3 separate regions of the Homo sapiens genome follow, and all the other regions are linked to region 3. A link is a loop called in an ENCODE intact Hi-C map of the cell type or tissue named here. Cell type or tissue: PC-9. All regions are shown on one strand. Region 1 overlaps RORB (RAR related orphan receptor B). Region 2 overlaps RORB (RAR related orphan receptor B). Region 3 has its middle 530 kb from the start of ANXA1.

What was found. A loop is a pair of places that touch in the nucleus more often than their neighbours do. Peaks named below come from ENCODE experiments on the same cell type or tissue, not always from the same donor. Only the 100,000 strongest peaks of a DNase experiment are listed, where the experiment ranks them.
Region 1: a loop joins it to region 3, with 17 times the contacts of the local background. A loop is called at or near these places in 17 of 110 quality-filtered maps.
Region 2: a loop joins it to region 3, with 5 times the contacts of the local background. A loop is called at or near these places in 12 of 110 quality-filtered maps.

The regions. Positions count from the first base shown.
Region 1 is chr9:74,568,498-74,573,497 of GRCh38, forward strand. All of the region lies in intron 1 of RORB (RAR related orphan receptor B), which reads left to right. Among named protein-coding and RNA genes, the nearest start is that of RORB-AS1, 72 kb to the left of the region's middle. In PC-9, CTCF peaks have their summits at 2,644 and 2,854; no DNase peak of the experiment used is centred here.
Region 2 is chr9:74,642,790-74,647,789 of GRCh38, forward strand. RORB (RAR related orphan receptor B) reads left to right here. Exons shown (of 10, transcript NM_006914.4): 4 at 1-26. Among named protein-coding and RNA genes, the nearest start is that of RORB-AS1, 150 kb to the left of the region's middle. In PC-9, a CTCF peak has its summit at 2,433 (motif pointing left); no DNase peak of the experiment used is centred here.
Region 3 is chr9:73,681,347-73,686,346 of GRCh38, forward strand. No RefSeq gene overlaps it. Among named protein-coding and RNA genes, the nearest start is that of ANXA1, 530 kb to the left of the region's middle. RefSeq lists an enhancer at 2,800-3,999. In PC-9, CTCF peaks have their summits at 2,681 (motif pointing right) and 2,886; a DNase peak (open chromatin) is centred at 3,505; H3K27ac peaks cover 781 bases.

The sequences.
Region 1 (5,000 bases), 890 kb after region 3:
AAGACCAGCCTGGCCAAGATGGTGAAACCCCGTCTCTACTAAAAATACAAAAATTAGCCAGGTGTGGTGGTGGGCACCTATAATCCCAGCTACTCGGGAGGCTGAGGCAGGAGAATCACTTGAACCCGGGAAGCAGAGGTTGAAGTGAGCCAAGGTCGCGCCATTGCACTCCAGCCTGGGCGACAAAGAAAGACTCCATCTCAAAAAAAAAAAAAAAGAAAAAAAGAAAATTAACTGGAAGTTTGTCTTTAAAAATATTACAATAGTTTGAACTAGCATTATCACCTAGAGTGAAATGAACATTTAAAATCTAAACCTAAAATCATATTTATAAGTATAAATGTATATTAAAATATTTGCAGTTTCCTCAAGATATTTATAGTGTCACAGTTCTAAAGTTATGAAAATCTTTCATCTTTTATCAAATATTAAAAATCATACACTCAAAAAAGCCCTTATTAGAAGAACTCTTCTTCTAAGAAAACATAATATGTTTAGCTAGAAACGTTAGTATGAATGTACCAATGTTAAGGTTTTTGTTAGCTGAACAGGTTGTTGCTAGGATAAATATAAACCATTGATATATTATAGTGTAAATAACCATATATGAATGTATTTCAGTCACCAGACACAAATGAAAAAAATTCTTAATAGATCATTATAAAATGGAATTGTTATTATTGTTATGCAAGTCCAAATTGGGAGGTCATTAATTAATACAATGGTATATCTGTCATTATTTCAAGCTTTATCTTATAAAGCTTGTGTTTATTTTTCTTAGTTTTTATGAATACATGAGATGCTTTTTTTAACTCTGCTGTTAAGAAGACTGTACTCAAAGACATTGGGAATGTAAATATATATTAAAGTATATAGTGTATAGTGTAGCCATAGGCAGGTTTATTTATAAATGTCAATGCTATTTTGTTGTGAAAGTTCATTATGATGACAGTTTTAAAAGTAGGGCCAATTCAAGAGTGTTTATTACATACCAAAAAAAGGAAAAAATATTTACCTTGTATTTTTTGATGTCTGGGGATAAGATTAATTTATAAATCGATGTGTTGCATTGAAATAGCAAATGTAAAAACCAGTCACAAATACTAGCCTTAAAGGTAGAATGTGTGCTGTTTTTATAAGGCCCTGCTCATCATTGAAACCAGGTGACTTTAAAAATAATCTACAAAATTAAAAAATTTGAAATTTGGTTTAAAATTTTAAAATACCTCAGAAAAACAATAAAAAGGAAATTATATACTGCATTTGTCACAAATCTGACAACTCTAATACAAATATGCATTTCTCTTTCTTTGACTGTATATAAATAAGGCCAAATATCTAGCTTGTTAAATTAAAGATTCACCTGTATGTTTTCTCCACCAAATATTTGGAAACTCTTGAAATTTTTATTCGATTTTTTTAGATCTCACTAAGGTTTTTGATTAAGATCTTTTTTATTTTCTCCTCCCCTCCTATGTTCCTTTAAAAATAACAGCATATCCATTTTAACAATATAAAACTTCAGTTGATATTTTTTAGAGCTAGTAAAATTGCCAATCTTATAATACTAAAATTCTTCCTTCTTCAGAAATCTTCTTTGGAGTGAATAGAGAATAATCCACAAAATAAATTTAATTCCTTAGAAGTTTGTTATTTTTAATGGAAGGATGTTTTCCATAAGCATTCTTCAAATAGCTTTGCTCCATACCTTCTCACTTTTTAATATTTGTATCATTACGTGTATCAATTTATTTATAAATTAATTGAATTCTGCATACAGGCATATATGTGCTGAATGTGTAAATGAATATGTATTTGTCATCTTTAATGTATTTGAATTTGGCTGATGCACCCATAAAAAAAGCCTCCAGCATATTTGCATAATTAAGCATAATATTATGATAAACCATTTCAAGGGAAAAAGTTGGTCTTACAATCACAATATGTTTATTTTTTTAACCTTGTAAATTCAGAATACATTTGTGGGAAGAACTGGAGATAGAAAAGATCGGCTTTACCTTCATGAAAAGAGGTCAAATGTTACTTTAATTAATCTTGTGTTATGCCAAAAAGAGTATTTATATAACACATAAATATTAAGCATGGCTGGTACAATTTTAGGGGAGCAAGAGTATTCTATTCCTTCTAGCTTTCACATAAGAAAAGAATTCTAGAAGAATTCTTGATTAAGACTCAAGTGTGCTACAGCTTATGAATTTGTGTGTGCACACACGTGTGTGTGTATGAATGTGTCTCACCACAGAGCCTGAAAAATAGTGTTCAATACATGCCGTTTGATTAATTCTTACTATACCTCCGAGTTATATCATCAGAACATATGTGAAGGTGACTAAGCAAATGGATCTTTTAAAAGGATATTACTTTTACATTTTATTATTAATATTTTTTAAAGTAAACCTCAAAAATTGTAAATTCTGGGAATCACACTATTGTTGTGAATTAATAATAAATAATATAATTAATTATATTATAATTAAATGATTGCTAGTTTTATAGATAGAAAATTCATGAACAAAATAGAAAATAATTTAACCTATGGAGAAATGTGTGCATTAAAGTTTCATCCCAAGGCTAAGTCAGTACTGTAGTTATTGGTGACATCGTGTGGTTGATGCTGGTATCGACAGCAGAGTCAGAGCATTTCCTAAAAATTGGTTAAATTACTATAAGCAAAATTAAAGTCTTAAAATGCACATTGTCTCGATTAAATTTGAAACAAAAAATTTCACCTAAACCATGACTAAATCATTCATCCCTCAAATTCTAGACCTCTTTTAGAATATTGTGGTATGCAGACACATGAAAATTGATGCATTACAATAGTACACAGCAGAGAGTACTCCGGAGCAGTATTTTTCACTACAGTACTTGCTACTTTCCTTTAAAAAAAAAAAAAAAACACAGTTTTAATTACTAGAGTTGGGGAACAGTTGTTCTCTCCAAAAAAAGGGTAGAATTCTCTATTCACTGTCTCACATTTTTACTTGAAAAAGTTATCGTTGTTAAAAGAATTTTAAAAACTTAATTTGCATCCTATTTTTATTTAAATTACCTCTGATATTTTAACCAAATATTATCACTGCTGGAGAGCACCTAATATTACTCAATATTATTTTTTTCGTAATAGTAAAAGGTGAACTAATTTTGTTTTAAACTTTGAGGTTAATTTTTTAAATGAGAGTTCTGGTTTTTAATATGGTAACTTTGACCTCCACAATGTCATGCTCCTATAGTTTGACAAAATAGGAGGTTGCAGATGTTAAATATAGCCCTGTTCTCGTAGAGGAAAGGCAAGGTTGCAAGGCAGGATTTCCAGCACAGATTGTAGTAAATGCTTTCTGAGCCATCTTCCTCACACAAAGAAGCGGTGATAATTCCTTCCGTGGACATTCCCAGTCGGTGCACATCTCTGCACCTCCCCCGCCCTCCTGAGGCTCTTACCTGGTTTCTGCATAACATCATATTGCATAGTGCAGAGACCCCTGGGGAACTTTCTTTCTCTACCTGGGGAAGGCCTTCTAAACTCTAACATAGCACCACCTGAGATATTAATTTGCGACTCTTGCTAGGGTTTAGTGAAAGCTAATTCCCTAGAGTAACTATTATTGTACCATGCGATACTGAATGAAAAGCTCCATCGTTCTGTCTCTTTTTAAAATTCAGACTGCTAAATTCAACGGGATAGGGAAGCATAGATAACATTTATTAATATAGACAATTTTCACTGGTTTTAAAGGAAGATGGTTATGATGGGTACTGATATGAAAAAAAATATTATGGTCAGTTATGTCTCAAGACCAAAGTCACAGGAAATATAATCCTTATTTGACTATGAACATGTCCCAAAGAAAGCACAGGTATGAAGTCTTTTTCCTGAGCTTAGATGACTGAGGAAATCTGGGGTTACCTGGCACTGCATGCAAGCTATTTTTGGAGAGAGCCAAGATCTGCCTCTCATCAAGAAAGATGCCCCACCATGATAGCTGGTTATTGAACTGGTAGCATTGACAATTGATGAGGTGATGTTATCACCTTTGAAGTGCGGGTCACAGGAGGGAAAAAGGGTGCTCTTGAGGGTAATGAGATACAAAACCAGCAGAATCACACTGCCATTGCCCAGAGCTAAATTAAAACCGGTAAGGAGAACCCCTTGGAATATTTTTTCTTTCTACACTTGGGGCCAGTCTTGGGATTAATTAGCTAAATTCAGCTGAAATCCCTGTTTTCCTCAGTAGGTTTCACTTAATTACTTTATATGTTTCCTCATCCAGGTGTAACATGACAATATAAGTTAAAACAATTCCCAGTAGTACCACCTTGTGAAAGATATTCCCAATTTTCCCTTCGTGTGTGGCACAAAGGGTAAGAATGTGAGGAAATTGCATATCGAACAACTGTTCCAAAATTAGCAAATTGTAGCTGAATTTGAGACGGTAATTTTCACTCTTCAGAATCTTTTAATTGTAGATCACAAAAATCTTATCTTCTTTGTATTAAACTATTTTGGTAATTCGGTCAGGTGCCCATTTTCCCAATCTACTAAGTATATAACTTGAGGTAAAAGTAACAAAAGTTTCACACATACTTCAATTACTGAAGACTAGACAGTTTTCAAACGTGTTTTTTTCCACATCTTAACTCCATGGACCTCACTTTTTTGAACAAAGTATGTGGTGCCATTTTGGACATTTAATTAACTGGCACATCTTGTAAAGAATTCACACATGATCTGTAGCTGTTTTGAGGGGGTTGCACATCAGATATCAATGAGGGGCCAATCAGCCACTTGTGCATGTCATTTGTACAAGTGTGTTTTCCCATTCAATTTTGGCTCCACTCTAAATGACAACGTCAGTGCTTGAATTTTTTCCACAGAAGGCCAGGAAGCACTGCATTCCCTAAGCTTGATGTGACAACCTTCAACCAAAGGCTGAGCTTTTGTTATTAAAAAAAAAAAAAAAAAAAAACTGGGCCTAATG
Region 2 (5,000 bases), 960 kb after region 3:
ACCAGGGATAACCATGACTGAAATCGGTAAGTGGAAGTCTCCTCCCAGTGGCTTTTTTTGAGATTTTGCTTTGAATTTACCTTGGTCCTATTTAGTATGGTAATTTTCTTAAGACTTAAATTGAATTACTTGGATTCACAGCTTCTACTGAGAAAACAAATTGATTTTTAAATATATTCTAATAAATGTCATTTTTCCCCACCCCATAAAAGTTTATTTCAAGCAAAGGAAGAAAGAAGAAATTATAAATAGAAAGATGCTATCTGTAAAGAACAGATGCTATCTGTTGAATTTGGGTTCTCACTGAAGGAAAAATGTTATTGGTATAAACAGGGAAATTTCGGCATGTATTCAAAGTTGATGCTATTCAAAGTGAAATTGCTGAAGGATATAGAAACAGTGTGGAATAACCAAACGAACAGGGGCCCAACTCTTCCTCTAAGATAAATGGGGACAAACTTTAAGCAAACAGTATCTCAGCTTCCTTCTTGGTGAAGTCAGGGCGATAGACCAGAAGACCGCCAAGGCTCTTGGAAATCTGAATTCAAGAATTCCATATAGGATTCTGAATTACAGCAATGAAAAGAGTGTAGTCTGGAATCTTATAGAACATGAGAGCAACAAATAAGCTAGTCATAGGCATGATTGCATCAGAAAGCTGATCCTCTTTCCTTCGATTCCTAAGGAGCGATCTTCAAGAGTGCCCTGCCTTAGGCAAGCTCTCTTCTGACCCACTGCAACTTTGTTTTACTCCATCGAACTCAGGAGTCTATTAAATGTTTAACCAGTTAATCTCATCAACTAACTGCCATAAAAATATTGAAGTAGGTTTAACACATTACTCTCCTGGGTAACAGGGTTGCATGTTAACAGTAGGCTAGAAGAGCTAAGCAAACAGTGGCGATGTGATCCCAGGCTTCACTGCAATATTTAGTGTACTGGAGAAAGCAGGCTAGAGCTCAGGAACCTTCAAGGGCTCTTTACATTTCTTCAAGGGCTCTGCCCAAAGAGGTGGCAGAGCAGAGCAATTAAGAACTGTGCTACCTGAGTTTAAATCCTGGCTCTTTGGCTTACTATTTAAGCTGGAGCAAGTTTCTCAATCCCAGTTCCTTCATCTTTACAAGGGGGAAAGCATTAGCTTGTAGCTCACAGGGACATTGTAAAGCTTAAATGAGTTAATACGTGTAAACCATAGCAAGGTTTGGCACTCAGGAAGTGCTCAATAACTCTTAGCTATTACTGTTTTATGCTACATGCTCGGTCACCTTCTCTGTCTAACCTGCAAATAGGAGCCTAAAGCCTACAAGTGTTTTAAATTAAGCTGCTGTGAACACATAATGAAATACATGGCCATATTCTTGGCTACTTGTACCATCTGGTTGAGGAAGAAGCAATGTTACACAGTTATAAACCTGAAGCGTTATTTCTCCCTTTTAGCAATGCAGCATGTGACAGTGAGTAACATTGTTGACAAAGCACCTGTAATGACTTTCACAGCTGAGAGACACACAAAAAAAGAAACATCAACTAAAATAACAAAAATAGTTAATTATTACTGTCATCCTTAACTGTTTTTACTATATCATGGGCCCTTCACACGTTTACTTTTCACGAACATCTTAAAAGATAAATTAAAATAGTATTTCTGTTATACAGATGCTGAAACCGAAGCTTAGAGATGTCTCATAACTTCCCAGAGTCCTATAATTACTAAATGACAGAGCCAGGGTTCACCTCAGACAGTCTGATTCCAGAGTCCCTCCACTCCTCTGTTAACCTGCTACCTGCCATGGGTCTCAATTCATAGACTGCATTGTCAACTAATAGGGACGGTCATTTAAAATAGTCATTCAAACTTTTCAAGAGGGAAAAGGCACCTTCCTTTGCATTTATACTACTTAATATCTAAGTTCCTGAGTCTACTATTAATTTGAGAGATATGTTTGAATCCTTATAAAACAAAAACTCACAACAGTGGAGCAATCTTCTGGCCTATATTCAAAAGGGGAGTCTTCTAAGAATTAATAAATCATAACTTGTTTATGATTTAGCAACCACATTAAATATTATGGAAAGAGAACTACAGCCAAACCATCAGGTCTGCGTTACCCTGAACAAGTCATTTTTCCTCTCTGACCCTGAGTCTATTCTGTGAACTGACAGAACTGGACTAGAGAATCTCAAAATTTATCCAGACACTCTGCACAGACATTGACATGCAAAATAAACTCGCGTATATTTTACTCAATTATTTCAAGATACCTCTAGTCTTTAGATATCTTTAAATATGTTTCAAATTTTGGAGGATTTTTTTCATCAGACATTTAGGGATGCAAATGGGCTGTCCTGCCAGTGCTCTCAAATTTAGGAGACCCCTAAGCCTAAATAGTGGTTTGGTTCACATTTCATTAAAACAGCAATGCCACCTAGTGGACACAAACCCATTCTATGACTGTTGAATCTAGGTACCAATGAAGAGCCACAATAGTATAATATACTGTCTTTCCTGCACCGTCCAAAACATTGACACTCATTTCACTAAAATATTAAATCCTTGACAGTATCACTGGGCAGGAAGGCATCTGTGGTATAGTGTGGTGACTAAGAACTCTGCTTCTGGAGTCAAAGTGCCTGCATTTAAAACCCAATTGTGCCTTTTCCCTTAAACAATTTACTTAACTTCTCTGAGTCTCAGTTGTTAACCCAGGCCAATAATAGTCTTTATCTGTGTGTGTGGATTAAGTGAGTTAATATTTATGAGTTCTTAGTACAGTACCTATCATATGTAAGCACCATTATTATTAATAATATAACTGTTATTTTAATTGACTATTAGTATCACTGGTTATTGCAGATAATATAATTACCTTTTATCGAGCACCTACACTGTGATGAGCAAGTCCTATTTAAATTCTCATAACAATCCCATTATGCCTGTTATGTATTTGTATATTTTACTGATGGAAAAATCGAGGCTTAGAAGTTATATAACTTGTAAAAAGCAAAGAACACTTATAAGCCCATATCTGAGTAACATCAAAACCCATTCTTTTAACCGTTATACTGTATTTCCTCCCACCAATGGCAGCTCCTCACAAGTTGATTGCCATTCTCACCACAACACAGGTTTGGTGTTTGCTGCCTACCTGACCTCCTTCTAGGCACTACAAACTGGAGCTTTCAGAGTATGCACGCTGTCATTTTGACTTGATTTGATTAATGGGCATCTAAACCAATCTGGTTGGTGGCAAGCTGCCATAGAAAAAAACCCTATGCATATAAAACAGAAAATCAGATTTTGCCACATCCTGACTGGGTGAATTTGAGATTATGTCACACCAAAAAAAAAAAAAATTTAACATCACCCTTGGCTACCAGAAGTCCTGATCTGCTTCCTCTGGATTCTAAGAGAATAATGAAATGTATGCAACTAGGTCATTATGCTTCTGATATTGGGTCATCTTAAAAGCAGATCGCTTTTAAAAACCAGTTTTTAGACCAGTCCATATAGACTAAGATCTCATGAGTTTGAAATTTTTGATAAAAACACACATGTAAGAACCATAACACAACTATATGAGCAACTGCATGCAGATCCCAAAAAGTCAGTTTTTGAATATTAGCAGAGTCAGGAATACTCTCCCAAAAAAACAAACTTGTCTTGCTGAAAGTTCACCAACGAAACTACAAAATTCCTAGGTTAAGGGCTCTAATGATAATGTTTGATATATGGAGAAAAATGTAGAAAATCATTTCATGCATTTTAGTCATTTTGAGCCTCACACCAGTTCCTTCAGGTGAGCAGTGAAGAAACCATTTCATTGTACAGATAAAGAAATTGAGAGTCTGAGACAGTGAGTGATATTCCTAGGACAGAGAGTTAAGTGATAAAGCTTAAATTCTAAGGTTAAGGTTAAGTCACTGTCCTAGACTGCCAGGCATTTTTCTTCAAATACCTATTTTTGAAATGTGCCATACACTTGAGAAGAGCAGAACGAGGTTTCTGCCCTCACCATCTAGGAGATACCACGAAAATAAATAGTCACGACAATTCACCACATCCTAAGTATACGTTCTGGGCGGGATGCTACCACACTCTTCTGGAGGTGAGGGAGACGGCAAGTATTGATCAACCTGAGCCACATCTCTTATCAGGAATGTTTTATTCCCCTAGTTTTGAGAATAGAAATAAAATGTGGGTAAGCAAACAGAAAACCATGAAACATTTCAGGAGTTACATCCTTGGGTTTTTCTAAAACCATAGGAAAAAGAAGCCATGAAATGAAAGAATGGCAACAAGTAAGCCGAAAATTAATATTTAGACAGCAGTATTAACTGGGTTTAGCTGGAATTTTACTTCAAACTGGCGTGATGGATGTGTTACATCTTTAGGGATAACATTTTGCAGTGGTTGGTGGCAGGGAGAGGAAGCTAGCTAGCTAAAAGATGTTCCGCAAACATGCAGAAAAGGAAAGTAGAACATCTTGTCTTTGCTCCACCACTAACAAGCTGAGATGAGTTGGGGAATTCTGCAGGACTAATACTCTTAATGAAAGCTCATTTAAGCTGGAAGTGATTGGCAATGTATCTACAACGTCTCAGACAACAAGACAATTGAAACAGCCAAACAACATGCTTTTTTATATTTAAAAAAATCCATCAAATTAGCTACAATGCTAAGGGTGTACATTGCCTTTTACAAACATCACCATGGTTTGCTCTTCTATTCAGTAACTTTCTCTCCAGATAAAGACAATGAAATGTGAATTAACTGATCCCTTCTTATATTGTCTTTAACACAGACTTATTTTCATATTGCTTTCGTGTTCTATTTATAGAACCTGGAATGTTAAGCATCATAAATAAATATAAATCTCTTTTTTAAAAATTCACCTATTACAGAAACTGAGTATTAATAGTTAAAGGAGATTACAAAGAGGTATTGGCCTAAAAGCGATCTAGTCCCTGTAATGTACTACTTCATTCTATTAAGGCTACAT
Region 3 (5,000 bases):
GGTCTCAATTATATTTATTTTTACTCTGATCTTCATTATTTCTTTCCTTCTACGTTTTTTCAGTTTGGCTTGTTCTTGATTTTCTAGCTCCTTAAGGTGCATTGTTAGGTTGTTTATTTGAAGTCTTTCAATTTTTTTGATGTAGATGTTTATTGCTATAAATGTCCCTCCTAGCATTGCTTTTGCTGTATCAAATAGATTTTGGTATGTTGCATTTCCATTTTCATTTGTTTCAAGAAATTTTAAAATCCCCTTCTTAATGTCTTCATTGATGCACTGGAAATTCAGGAACATATTGTTAAATTACCATTTTTTGTATGTAGTTTCCAAGGTGGTTTTTGGTATCAATTTCCACTTTTATTCCACTGCAATTAGAAACAATACTTGATATGATTCTTTTTAGAATTTGTTAATACTTGCTTTGTGGCCTAAAATATAATCTAGAGAATGTTACATGTGTTGATAAAAAGAATTTGTATTCTGCAGCAGTCAGGTGAAATGTTCTGTAAATGTCAATTAAGACATTTGGTCTAGTATGTAGTTTAACTTCAGTTTCTTTTTTGACTTTCTGCCTGTATAATCTGTTCATTATTGAGAGTGGGTGTTGATATCCCCTACTATTATTATATTGTACTCTATCTTGCCTTTAGATTGATTTATGTTTGCTTTATATAGTTGGGTACTCTGGTCTTGGGTGTATAGATATTTATAATTGTCATATCTCCTCCTGCTGTATTGTTGACTCCTTTATCATTATCGAGTGACCATTTCTGTCTCTTTTTAGTCTTTAACTTTAGTCTATTTTGTCTAAGTATAGCTACCCCTTCTCTTTTTTGCTTTCTACTTGCATGGAATATCCTTTTCTTCCACCCCTTTCTTTTCTGTCTATGTGTGTCTTTATAAGTGAGGTGAGTTTCTTGCAGGCCACATATGACATAAGAAACATGAATTTTGTTTCTTTATTCATTCTGCCACTCTGTGTCTTTTAATAGAAAAATGAGTTAATTTACATTCATTGTTATTATATATAAGTAACAACTTACTACTGCCATTTTCTTACTTGTTTTTCAGTTGTTTAGTAACTCCTCTCTTCCTTTCTTTCCTTCCCACAGTGATCCTTTGTGGTTAAGTGATTTTCTCTGGCAGTATGTTTTGATTTTGTCTGGCAGTATGATTTTTTTTATTTTTAGTGAATCTATTATAGGTTTTTGCATCTGTGGCTTATAAAAATCCTCTTAAAACAAAATCTTTTAAAAATATGATCATTTATTTTAGATCTCAAAAAATCAGAAACAAACAAGAAGCTAAAAAAATTATATACTTTAGGTTCATCTCCACCACATTTCGACCTTTGGTTATCTCAATTTACATATTTTTATATTGCCTGTCTCTTAACATGTTCCTGTAGCTATTGTTTTCTATAGATTTGCTTTTTAGGCTTTATACTGGAGTTATGAGTAGATTACACAGCACAATTGCAATATTAGATTATTCTTAGGTTGTCTACTTAATTTTACCAGTGGGTTTTATGTTTCCAAATGTTTCCTCCTTGCATGTTAGTTTTGCTTTCTTTAAGATTGAATAACTCCCTTTAGCATTCCTTGTAAGAAGGGTCTGGTGTGGTAAATTATCTTAGCTTTTGTTTGTCTGGGAAATACTTTATCTTGTCTTCATAACTGAAGAATAGGTTTGTTGGATAAAGCATTCTTGGGTGACAGGTTTTTTTTTTTTCTTTTCTTTCAGCAGTTTGGAAATGTTTTTCCTCCCTCCTGACCCACATAGTTTTCATTGAAAAGTCTGTTGCCAGACAAATTGGAGTTCTTTTATATGTTACTTGCTTTTTTTCTTGATGCTTTTAGAATCAACTGTTTGTCCCTTTGAGATTTTGATTATTACATGCCTTGGGATAGTCTTATTTGAAAAACCTTTGAGATTTTGATTATTACATGCCTTGGGATAGTCTTATTTGGGTTGAATCTGTTTGGTGTTCTCTGATCTTCCTGTACCTAGATATTTATATTTTTATCAAGTTTTGGAAAGTTTTTTTCTCTTTTTTTGGCATAAGCTTTCTACCAAGTGCTCTTGCTCAACTTTGTTTCGAATACCAATAATTCTCAGGTATAGTCTTTTGAAGTAATTTCCTATATTCTGTAGGTAATCTTTGTTTCTTTTCATTCCTTTTTTCTCCTCTGATGATGTAATTTCAAATAGCCTGGCTGAGCTCAGTGACTCTTTCCTCTTGTTGATCTGTTCTACTATTGAGAGCCTCCAATAAATTTTTCAGTCCAGCAAATAAATTTTCAGTTCTGAGATTTCTGTTTGATTTTTGAAAATTATTTCAATCTCTTTGTTAAATCCTTCTGATAAGTTTCTCAATTACTTTTCTGTTTTATCTTGGAGATCACCAAGTTTTCTTACAGCTGCTGTTTTGAATTTTGGGTCAGAGAGTTCATAAGTTAGTCACTTGTTCCTTGCTTTGTCTGTTTGTGGAGGTCATGGTTCATTGTTTGCTGATGCTTCTAGTGGGTGTGTGTCTATGCATTTGCATTGAAAAATTAATTACTTATTCCAGATTTTTTAATTGGCTTGTTTAAATTTTTATTTGAAGTGTTTGCTTAAAAATTCTTAATTTACCCATTGAATTTCTTGTATTTTTTCCACTAGGTCACTGCCTCCTTTTTGGCACTAGATGGCATCTTAAGTCCAGGTTTGCTTCAGCTTTAGCAAACAATTAGAGCACTGCCCTGCTGGAATGGATGAGATCCCAAAGGGGACATCCCAATGATACAGGATTTTTCTCTAGCTCAGCTAAAATCTGGGTTCTTGTCTCATGACCAGGAAAAATTAAGAATACAGACACATTGAAAGGTGAAGAAAGCAGAATTTATTAAAAGAAAGCTCTCAGCAAAAAAAGAGAGGGTACTGCCAACAGGCTCCCAACTCACAGATGGAATACCAGGCCACCACACAGGAGCTGAAGGGGCCAGGCTTCTCCTCCCTTCATAAGGGGTAAATTTCAGGTGGCTCCACCCCATTCTCCCAGTGTGTAGGTGGGCCTTTACTCTGAGTCACTCAACATTGATTTATTTACTTTACTGTGCATGAGTTAAGAGACAGAATTTTGTACCCTGGGCATGTTTAGGCAAGCCCCCTGTGCACAATGACCTGAGTGGCATTTGGCTGCCTCCTGTCTCTATCACCAGCAGTGTTAAAAGGTTGGCTAGGGGTTTGTGCCCAGGGGATTTGTGGAACATACCTTCTACACCCTGGTGTTAGTGAACAGCCACTCTTATTTGGTGTCTCCTTTAGCCTAGTTACAGAGCAGTATTTCCCATGCTGGGGATGGTAGTCCCACCTCCCAACTTTGTCTCTAGCTGTCTTCAGGGCTTTCTCTCCCCTCGGGCATGCTTCCCGTGGTTGAGGCATGAACAGATCTCCTGCCAGGGAACACAAGATGGTGAGTAATCTGGTTGTCCACCTTTATCTCACTTTTTCCAGTGTAGAAATCATGAGTCAAGGAAATTTTCCGCATGCTTGGGGCCAGGTAGACTGGCAGAAGGGGTGTCATGGATATGAAAATCCTATTCTTTGACTGTCTTCTTGGAGTATTTTTCACTCCTCTGCAGCCCAGGGAACTGATTCATCCTAATATTTGAGTTCTGGGATATGGCTGGTGATAACTTCACTGATGTGTATTTGGTTTTGGTTTTCTGTGGGGTGGAGTGGGTGAAGCCAGCTTGCATCTACATCACCAATTTGGATCGCTGCTAATTTATTTTTAAGAAGACTGGAAAAGGGTACTTTACAAATAACAAACACAGGAAAAGGTGATTAATATTGTAAGATGTTAAGAAAATTCAAATCAAAACCACATAATAGGCCGGGCGCAGTGGCACATGCCTGTAATCCCAGCACTTTGGGAGGCCGATGTGGGTGGATCATGAGATCAGGAGTTCAAGACCAGCCTGGCCAATATGGTGAAACCCCGTCTTTACTAAAAATACAAAAATTAGCCGGGCATGGTGGTAGTCCCAGTTACTTGGGAGGCTGAGGCAGAAGAATCACTTGAAACTGGGAGGTGTAGGTTGCAGTGAGCCGAGATCGTGCCACTGCACTCCAGCCTGGGCAACAAAGCAAGACTCTGTCTTAAAAAAAAAAAAAAAAAAAAAAAAACCCAAAAACAAACCAAAAAAAAAAAACCACTCATAATAAATATATTACTACATTCTCACTGAAAATGACCACAAATTTTTTTGCAAAAACTGAAAAAGCTGAATTTAATGAACCACTGGAACTTGCACCCACCAATAATGGAGAATAAGTTAGTATAATTACCTTGAAAAACGTATTGGCAGGATCACTTATAGTTAAAGATATGCTTATCTAGTGACCTAGCAATTCCACTTGTATGTAAATATCCAAATGAAATGAAAGTTATTGTCCACTGAAAACATATAAAGACATATTCAAAGTAACTTCATGTACTGTAGCTAAAATGCATAAACAATACAAATATTCATCAAAAATAAAATGTGCCCTGCACAGTGGCTCTCGTCTGTAATTCCAGCTATTCAAGAGACTGAGATGGGAGGATTGCCTGAAGCCCGGAGCTTGAGACCAGCCTAGGCAACATAGTGAGACTCCCCTATCATCTTTAAAAATAGTTTTAAAAATTAGTCAGACATGATGGCAGTGCTTGTAGTCCCAGATGAGGAGGGTGAGGTGGGAGAGTCCCTTGAGCCCGGTTGTTTAAGGCAGCAATGAGCTATGATTGCAATATTGCACTCAAGCCTGGGTAACAGAGTGAGATCCCATCTCTAAAAATATAAAATAAAATACAACAAGAAAATGCATAATATGTTGCTGCATGTTCATATAAAAATATAGTAGAAGGAAAAGAACTGCTACTCACAATGATATGAATAAATCTCACAAAATAGCAAAGCAAAATAATCCAGACATGAAAGTCTGAATACAGTTGTCCCTTGGTATCTACGGGG